2 separate regions of the Homo sapiens genome follow, and region 2 is linked to region 1. The links are chromatin contacts, found by Hi-C or POLR2A ChIA-PET in ENCODE. All regions are on one chromosome and are shown on one strand. The core of a region is the stretch at or near the end of the contact, and the rest is flanking DNA. Distances in the headings are between cores, read along the strand shown.

Evidence for each region. A loop is a pair of places that touch in the nucleus more often than their neighbours do. ChIA-PET counts read pairs that join two places held with the same protein, here RNA polymerase II (POLR2A). Pooled maps may share reads with other maps.
Region 2: a loop to region 1 is called in a pooled map, with 3 times the contacts of the local background. The contact joins the promoter of BICRAL here to the promoter of PIM1 in region 1. A Hi-C loop is called at or near these places in 1 of 50 pooled maps. POLR2A ChIA-PET finds 5 or more read pairs at or near these places in 3 of 52 experiments (BJ, CD8-positive, alpha-beta memory T cell and activated CD8-positive, alpha-beta memory T cell).

Annotation. Positions count from the first base shown.
Region 1 is chr6:37,167,859-37,172,101 of GRCh38, reverse strand. It overlaps PIM1 (Pim-1 proto-oncogene, serine/threonine kinase), which reads right to left and starts at 1,950. Exons shown (of 6, transcript NM_002648.4): 1 at 1,445-1,950; 2 at 1,223-1,329; 3 at 1,071-1,121; 4 at 611-977. The coding sequence starts at 1,526. RefSeq lists enhancers at 1-185, 2,107-2,705 and silencers at 1,122-1,441, 1,702-2,481.
Region 2 is chr6:42,780,765-42,784,723 of GRCh38, reverse strand. It overlaps BICRAL (BICRA like chromatin remodeling complex associated protein), which reads right to left and starts at 2,672. Exons shown (of 13, transcript NM_001393499.1): 1 at 2,623-2,672. LOC401261 (a long non-coding RNA gene) reads right to left here and starts at 1,228. Exons shown (of 2, transcript NR_134654.1): 1 at 1-1,228. RefSeq lists enhancers at 1,038-1,107, 484-1,173, 1,128-1,317, 1,174-1,863 and a silencer at 1,398-1,737.

The sequences.
Region 1 (4,243 bases), core at 701-3,200:
AGGATAGGTTTTCATCCTCTCTGCGGAGACACCCAACTAATTTTCAAACCAGCGACAGATCTTATTTCACAACATTCATTCCTGACTCTCTCTCCCCTTAACACTAAAGAAAAAAAAAAGCCACCAGTAATAATATAGTTCCTATTCCTTAACCTTCCCTAGATCAGAAAGGAGTTAAGAACTGCAGCTCTAAAACTACCATACAGAAAACTAACTCCCTTATAAAATAAAACAAAAATTACAAAACCGGCATCAATTTCCACCTCTTCCCCCGCCCCCATCCTTTTACTGGCGGGGAAACTGGGTCAGACTTTAGAAAAATCTGGGCTACCGCCGGTTGCCCACAACCTCTTATTCATCGGGAAAGCCTGGAACTAACTGAATTCCACTTGAAGAATAAAATCATGCCAGAAACATTACAGGTTCAGCTGGCTGAAAATCCCCGGCTTTACTACGCTGGGAGGCTCTCCTGCGTCCCACCCCGGCTAGCATCGAGCCAGGCGGCCCAATGACCTTTACAAAAGGCTGGCGCGGGAGACTGGCCGAGGCCTCCGGACTGGGCCGGGCCGGGCCGAGTCACCTGGGCAGCTCCCTCCCGGGCCTGGCTCACCATCGAAGTCCGTGTAGACGGTGTCCTTGAGCAGCGCCCCCGACCCGAAGTCGATGAGCTTGAGCTCGCCGCGATTGAGGTCGATAAGGATGTTTTCGTCCTTGATGTCGCGGTGGAGCACCCCGCAGTTGTGGCAGTGCCGCACGGCCTCCAGCACCTGCCAGAAGAAGCTGCGGGCCAGCTCCTCTTGCAGGGCTCCCCTTTCCGTGATGAAGTCGAAGAGATCTTGCACCGGCTCGGGCCTCTCCAGGATCAGGACGAAACTGTCGGGCCTCTCGAACCAGTCCAGGAGCCTAATGACGCCGGAGAAACCCGAGCTCACCTTCTTCAGCAGGACCACTTCCATGGGCACTCGAGTGCCATTAGGCTGCAGGGGCGAGGGGGCCGCGTTAGGGCGGGAGTCGGGGGCGCCCCTCACCCCACCCACTCATCCTGGGGGTCGCTCCTGCAGGGCACTCACCAGCTCTCCCCAGTCGGAAATCCGGTCCTTCTCCACGTGTTTGATGGCCACCTGGAAGCCCAGGGTCTCCGTCAGGTTCCCTCGTCCGGGCTAAAGCACGCCCGTGCGCCCCCCGCCCGGCGCGCCCTCCCCACCGCGGGGCGCCCACTCACCGGCAAGTTGTCGGAGACGCGGATGCCTGAGTAGACCGAGCCGAAGCCGCCGCTGCCCAGTAGCGGGCCCACCTGGTACTGCGACTCCAGGGGCTCCTTCTCCTTGCCTAGGAAAGGGGGAAGCACGGGGACTCAGTGCCGGCCCGCGAGCCGCCAGCTCCCCACCCAGGAGATCCCGCCGCCGCCCCGCATCCCCGGGCCGGAGGCGGGGGGTGCTCTCACCGGGCGCCAGCTTGGTGGCGTGCAGGTCGTTGCAGGGCGCGGCGCGCAGGTGGGCAAGCGAGTTGATTTTGGACAAGAGCATCCCAACCTCCAGGATGTCGGCGCAGGGACGGTGCCCAGAGGAGCTGCCGCAGGAGCCGGAGCCGGGGCTGTGCCGAAGGCTATGCCTGGGGCTGTGGCTGTGGCTGTGGCTGCGGGTGGCGTTGCGGCTGTGGCTGCGGCTGGCGCGGAAGGCCGAGGGCGAGTCGGAGGACAACTGAGGGCGCTGCCGGGACTGGCGGCGGGAGGGCGCGCCAGCGGGGTCGGGCAGCGCTGAGAACGGCGGGGTGAGCGGCTCGTGGGGCTCGTGCGGCAGCGCCGCGGGGCAGGAGGCTAGTGGTTGCTGCTGCTGCTGCTGCTGCTGCTGCTGCCGGTCCCGCCGCCGCCGCTGCCACCGACTCCTCTCGGGCCTCCTCAGCCACCGCGGCCGCTGCAGCAGACGCCCGGCTCGCCCCGCAGCCAGGAGTAAAGGGGAGGAGCGCGCCGGCGGGGAGGGCGCGCGGGGAGGGCGCGGCGGGCGGGGACGGGGCGGGGCCTCTCCGGGAGGCCAAGGCGGGGAGCAGGGCTGCCGGGCCGGCCGAGGGAGGAGAGGGGGTGGGGAAGCGGCGGGACTGGGCGACTCCCCTCGGCCCCCGCCCCGCGCGCTCTGTGGCCGCGCCCCGGCCCCGCCCCTGCCAGCGCTACTCCAGCCAACCAGAGGCCGATTGATCTGCATAACTCGGCGCGCCCCGCCCCCGCCCCGCCCAGCTCTCGCGGTCAGAATGGTCTCTACGCCGCCACGACGTGGCGGGAAGGAAAAGGCGCCAAAATGGAGGGGGAGGGGCGCGGGGCGTGAGGGGAGGCGGGAGCTGGGTGTAGGGCCGCGAGGGAGGAAGGATGGGGAGGGGCGTATCGATTCAAACCCAAACAATAACAAAGCCATCAAAGGCCGCCCGAGGCCGGCTCTGCGGCTCTCCGTTTCGCTGAGGGTTTTGGGTCAAGGGCTCGAGCCGGAGCATAACAAGTTGCGCGGAGACGACGGGCGTTAGTGTGTCAGGCGGGGAGGCCGGCGCGCCGGGTGTCGGACTGTGTGTGGGGATGCCGACGAGGGTGGTCTTTCTGTGTGACTCAGACCCGAGACCTCCAAGTCGGCTGGGGCGGGCTGACGTCGCGCTGTAGGCTGGGGGCGGATTCTGGGGGTTTGTGTGTTGGGGGGCGCGTCGGGGGCGAAGGATCCGCAGGACATGAGTCACGGAGGGAGTGGAGGAGTCAGGCCTGGAACAGAACTGGAGGCGGGAGCCCCGCTCCTGCGGGAAAGGGATGCAGCCCTCAGTCGTTCCGGCCGGCTAAAAGCTCAGCCACGGGATTCCCATTTTAGAAATGCAAAAGCACCAGCGAATCCTGATTTCTGGGAAGGGATGTGTGTCAAAGGGCCGGGTAAAGAGGAAATCACGAAGCAAATGTTAGTGTTGTGATGCCAGATGCTGCCTCAGCCCCTTCTGTGAGGGCGGAAAATTCCTCATCTAAAACGAGGGTGGGAGGGTGCGCTTGATTTAACCAGTTTTCACGTTGTAGTCACCTTTTCATCAGCCTGTTATTACCAGGCAGGCAATACCAGCAATTATTGGCCAACCCCAAGTCTTGTCTCAAAGGAAACCCCCCACCCTCTGCCTCCCTTGGAAATAACCCGGAACACTGACCAATTCCACTTGCATCCTTTGTCCTTTTAAACTTCATGTAGAGTTGATAACGACGTGTGAAATGAGTAAATTAAAATACTATATAATCCATAAATTGAATTGTCAGTGGCCTAAGTAATTGAAAGCTAACTACATTCTATTTTAATTTTTTGAAGTGCCTGCCATTTAAAGGAAAAATCAGGATCCCTATAGCTGTCATTAGTGAATTTAAATGTTTCCTTTGAAAGTTTTCTACAGTGCTTGCTTTATAAAAGTGCCCAGATCCTCCACAACTTTTATGAATTTATCCTACAAAATATTACATATTTTCCTTTTGTTTGTGTACTGTGGCCGAACTCATTCATTTTTTATGACTAGGAGAAAACCCAAGGGAACAAGAATTACTCCCTTTTTGCAGATAGGAAAATGAAACATAAATAGGATGGCACAGGGTCATACAGCAGCTAAGAGAGGAGATGAAATGACCCAAATTCACCTCCTGAGTATTCAAAGCTTTCCGCTTATCAGGGTCTAAAACTGTCCTTGGCACCGAACAAGACATCATTAAACATATGTGATTCCCACTTCCATCCCTTCTACCCTCCCTTTCCTTTCTCAAACCCTCAAATGTAGTCAAACAGAACTATTCCCACTTGTTCCCACTCGCCTAGCACTTTACAGACCCTTTGCCTTTGCGGAAGCAATCAACCTGTCCTGGGAGAGCCCTCTCTACCTCTCCACTTTTATTCAAAGCCTTTCCACTCTTTAGGAAACAATTGTAGTTCTACCACAGATTGATGAACAAACTCAGAGCATTGGTTCACTGTCCACTAATCTGACAGTTGGGATTTGTTTTTTTAAATCCTTTTTGTTCATTTACTTTTCCATTATACTTTGTCTTCCTATTCCTTGAATGCCCTTTTTTTTTTTTTTTTTGAGACGGAATCTCGCCCTGTTACCCAGGCTAGAGTGCAATGGCACTATCTCGGCTCACTGCAACCTCCATCTCCCGGGTTCAAACAATTGGTTCTCCTGCCTCAGCCTCCCAAGTAGCTGGGATTACAAGCGCCCGCCACCATGCCCAGCTAATTTTTGTATTTTT
Region 2 (3,959 bases), core at 1,423-3,922, 5.6 Mb before region 1:
GGAAACCATAGGTGTAGGGGGAAGAATACAGCTTTTGTGATCCAATGGCAACTTTACTACTTAAAACTGCAAGACCTCGAACAATTACTATACTTCTATGAACGTTAGTTCATTCCCCGGTAGACAGATCATAAAATCACTATTTCTGGGCTGATATAATAGAAATTATACAAAGCATCAGGCACAGTTCCTGGCATACAGCAGGTATTCAATATATAATAGGTCTCATTAAATGGTCTAAAACATCCACTATGTATATTTATAAACACAAGGACACACCTACTGGCACCACGGTGTTATTTTTCTACACTAGAAATTAACTATTTACTTTCCATGTATGTGGACTTCTAGAGAGATCAGAGCTTTATAGACCTTTCCCCTCCTCTTTTCAATAATAATGTAAAAGTTAAACCCCTCCCCCATCTCTAATAGATACTACCAACAGATACTTACATGGATGCTTTTAATAATGCAGTTTTGCTTTTTAGAAGAGTTTCAGACTGTTTTAAAGCGTATTTAACTTTTCAGATTAGAGTTCTAAGAAACTGTTTTAATTCACTGCCATTTGAAGTAATATGAAAGCCAACAAAAAAAGTTTCAAAAAACTGGAACCCATCACCTTCCCGTAATCTGACAACTAGTAAATGTCTCCTCAGGGTTGTTTTAGAGTAAAACTAAGAAACGAAGCGTAGGGTACCCACAGAGAACCATGCTACCGGAAGGCAGACAGACAATGTCCTGGACTCTTTTTTTTAGTTTTGTAACCTGGTTGGACTCTACTTTCAATAACTGAAGAATTAAGGAAAAGGCTCAATGCCCTGCCCCCACGCCGGGCCAGAGAAGACAAAGACGTCCACTCTCAGACCGCAGGAGAGAAAATGGCAGGAGCGCCTCACCTCCAATTTCGACTGGGAGGAGTGGGGGTGCGGGGTCAGGGAGGGAACCCATCAGCCGCGAGGCTCGACCCCCAGCCCCCTTCTTCCATCACAAACAAGTGGTTAGGAGGAAGAAGCTGGCCCCAGCCCTTCCCGCTCCGAGCCGGCGGCCTCGTCTTTTGGGTCTGGGGGCGTGGGGAAGGAGAAGGCCGCGCGACCCCAGTCCCATCTCCAGAATTCAGCACCCTGCTCTCGGCTCCCGCTAGCCCCGGGCCTCGCGGCGCCCTGGTCATCGAGATGTCCTCGGAGGGCGCCGCCCGCGCCGCGAGAAAGATGGCGCCCGCCGAGCAACTGCGCCACCAGCCCTGGCGACAGGCCAGGCCCAGCGCCATCTTAGCGCCTTCCAACCGCACCCCCCCACCCAATATCCCGCATTTGGGGCGACTCGGGGGGGCGCGAACAGCATAACGCCCGCGCGCACTCGGCCAAAAATGCGCCGTCCCAGCCGCACATCTCTTCTGGCCGGCGCGGCGAACAGCGCGGGCCTCGCAGGAGACGCCCGGCTGGGCCGCCGGTCCTCCGCGCGGCTGGGGGCTCGGCCGGACGCGGCCGCGGATCCTCGGCGGTGCTTCGAAAAGGCAGCGAGGCGGCTGGGAAGGGGCAGTCCCGCGGCAGGTGCGCGCCGCCGCCGCGGGCTCGGAGCGGGAGCGGGAACGGGGCCGGGGCGACTCGCCTGCCCCGAGCTCTCCCCGCCGCACCCCGGACCTGCTCTCCTCGCCGCGGCCGCCCGCAGATGCGGCGGGAATGGGGAAGCCAGGATGAAAAATAAACCCCGTCTCCGCCGCCTCCCTCCCCACCCTCTCCCCTCCCCCTCCCCAGACGCGGGGTCCATTTTGCCGAGAAGAAAGAAAATGTGATTCACACCCTAGAGCTTCCGAGAGAGAAAAGAAACGAGGGGGGGAAAACAGAGGGGAGGAGATTGGAAAAGCTTATTTTTCTTCCTCGCCCGCCGTCACTCCAGGCCCTCCCTGCCCCCTGCTCGCGGCCCCGCCGCGCCGTCTTCCCCTCGCCGAGCCCTGCTCCCTCCTTCCCGGCTCCCGGCGGCTCCGGGGGGCGGAAAACACACTCACACTCGCGCACACAACTAATTTTAAACCGGCTCAATCAATGAGTCATTAAAAGGCTTCCCTCCCCTCCCCTCCCCACCACCAACCGCCACGCCACCCCCTTCCCGGGCTCTCCCTCTCCCCGCTCCAGAAATTTGCATCCGCGGAAAAGAAAAAAAAGGAAAAAGAAAGGCGCCGGGCCCCCACCCCGCCGAGGCGCCCCCGGCCCGGCCTCGCCGCCCCCTGCCCGCCTGCGCCCCCGCCCGAGACACTGAACTTGGTCTTCCCGGGGCCCCGGCAGCGCTGGGAAAGGCATAAACACTCGATTCCCCTTTTCTCCGTGTCCATTAAACATCCACCCACCACCACCATCACCCACCCACAAACCCACCCCCCCCCAAAAAAAAAAAAAAAACACAGCCTTAGCCAATAGCTCTCTGGGCTGAAACCTAATATCCTGGTTTTGGCAACTCGGTGTTTAATTTGCTCCTTTCTTTTCAGTCTGGAGACAGATCTCCAGCCCCCCCTCCCTCGCTTTTCCCCTCCCCGAAGGAAAGAGGCAGAGGAAGGAGGTTGTGTGTTTTTTTTTTCTCCTTGAAATTTTTATCACAAAATTATAATACACTCAAAGGGAAACTCACCGTCATGAAAAAGCAGTGCCTTGTCAACGGGGTTTCTGCGCCATCGCAACAGGGGCGGCGGCGGCGGCGGCGGCGGGCGCGGGGCCGGGGGCCGGAGCGCGGGAGCTCCCGGCCGAGCGGCGCCGGCCACACGCGCTCCGCTCTCTCTCTCGCTCACCCCCGCGCCGGGCCGGGGCGCCGCTCCCCGCGCCCGCCCGGCCTTCATGCTCTGCGCCCGGGCAAACCGCTCGCCTGCTCGTCTACCTCCAAACTTCGGTTCTCGCCTGGCAAAAAATGTGGAGATTAGGATTTTTTTAATTTAAAAAATTTTTTTTTTTTTTTTTGGAAAATCAAGCTGCAAGGATGTTCATTCGTTTCCTTTGGGATTCTTTTCAACTTCAGAAATGTATTGGTTTATTCAAGAAACAGTTTTATTTGGCTTTAAAACAATTACTAAGATCCACGAGGTGCGTGCTAATTCTCTTGCAGGCTCTCTCTCCACACACACACACACACACACACACACCCACCCACCCACCCAGTTTAACTTGACACGGGAAGGGGGGAGATTAAAGACAAAAAAAAAAAACCCTACAAGATTTGTTTAGAACTCTAATTAGAGCAAGCCTCAGTGAATACGTTTTGCATATGCTTTTTAAAAACCAAAACGACTTTTAACTTAGTTATTAGGCAAATAACTGGTTCATCCTAACTTTCAAATGTACTAAGCTTTCCTTTGCAACACTCTTTGTCCATTCCAAAATTCTTGAAACCTTACCTGTGAAGCCCGTATGTGAACATTAAAAAGGAAAACAAAACTTCAGTGACTAAAAGGAAGGTGAGGCAGAGTAAATCACTCTCAAAACATTCATTTTCTACTGCCTTCTCTTTATGTAGATATCTTTTATCTCTATATTTGCGGAATTTTCATTACATAACCCCCTCATTCTTAAAAGAGAGCTAGTCAATCTTTTAACATTCTTTGGTCCAAGTATAACTACCACCTATTTTTAATCTCAAATCTCAAATTGTTGAAACTTCTCTGTAAACTATCTAGTATCCAAAGTATTTAGATTATGTGGCCCAGGCCGGGCGCGGTGGCTCACGCCTGTAATTCCAACACTTTGGGAGGCCGAGGCGAGTGGATCACCTGAGGTCAGCAGTTCGAGACCAGTCTGGACAACATGGTGAAACCCTGTCTCTACTAAAAATACAAAAATTAGCTGGGCGTGGTGGTGGGCTCCTGTAATCCCAGCTACTCGGGAGGCTGAGGCAGGAGAATCGCTTGAACCCGGGAGACAAAGGTTGCAGTGAGCGGAGATCGCGCATTGCACTCTAGCCTGGGCGACACAGCAAGA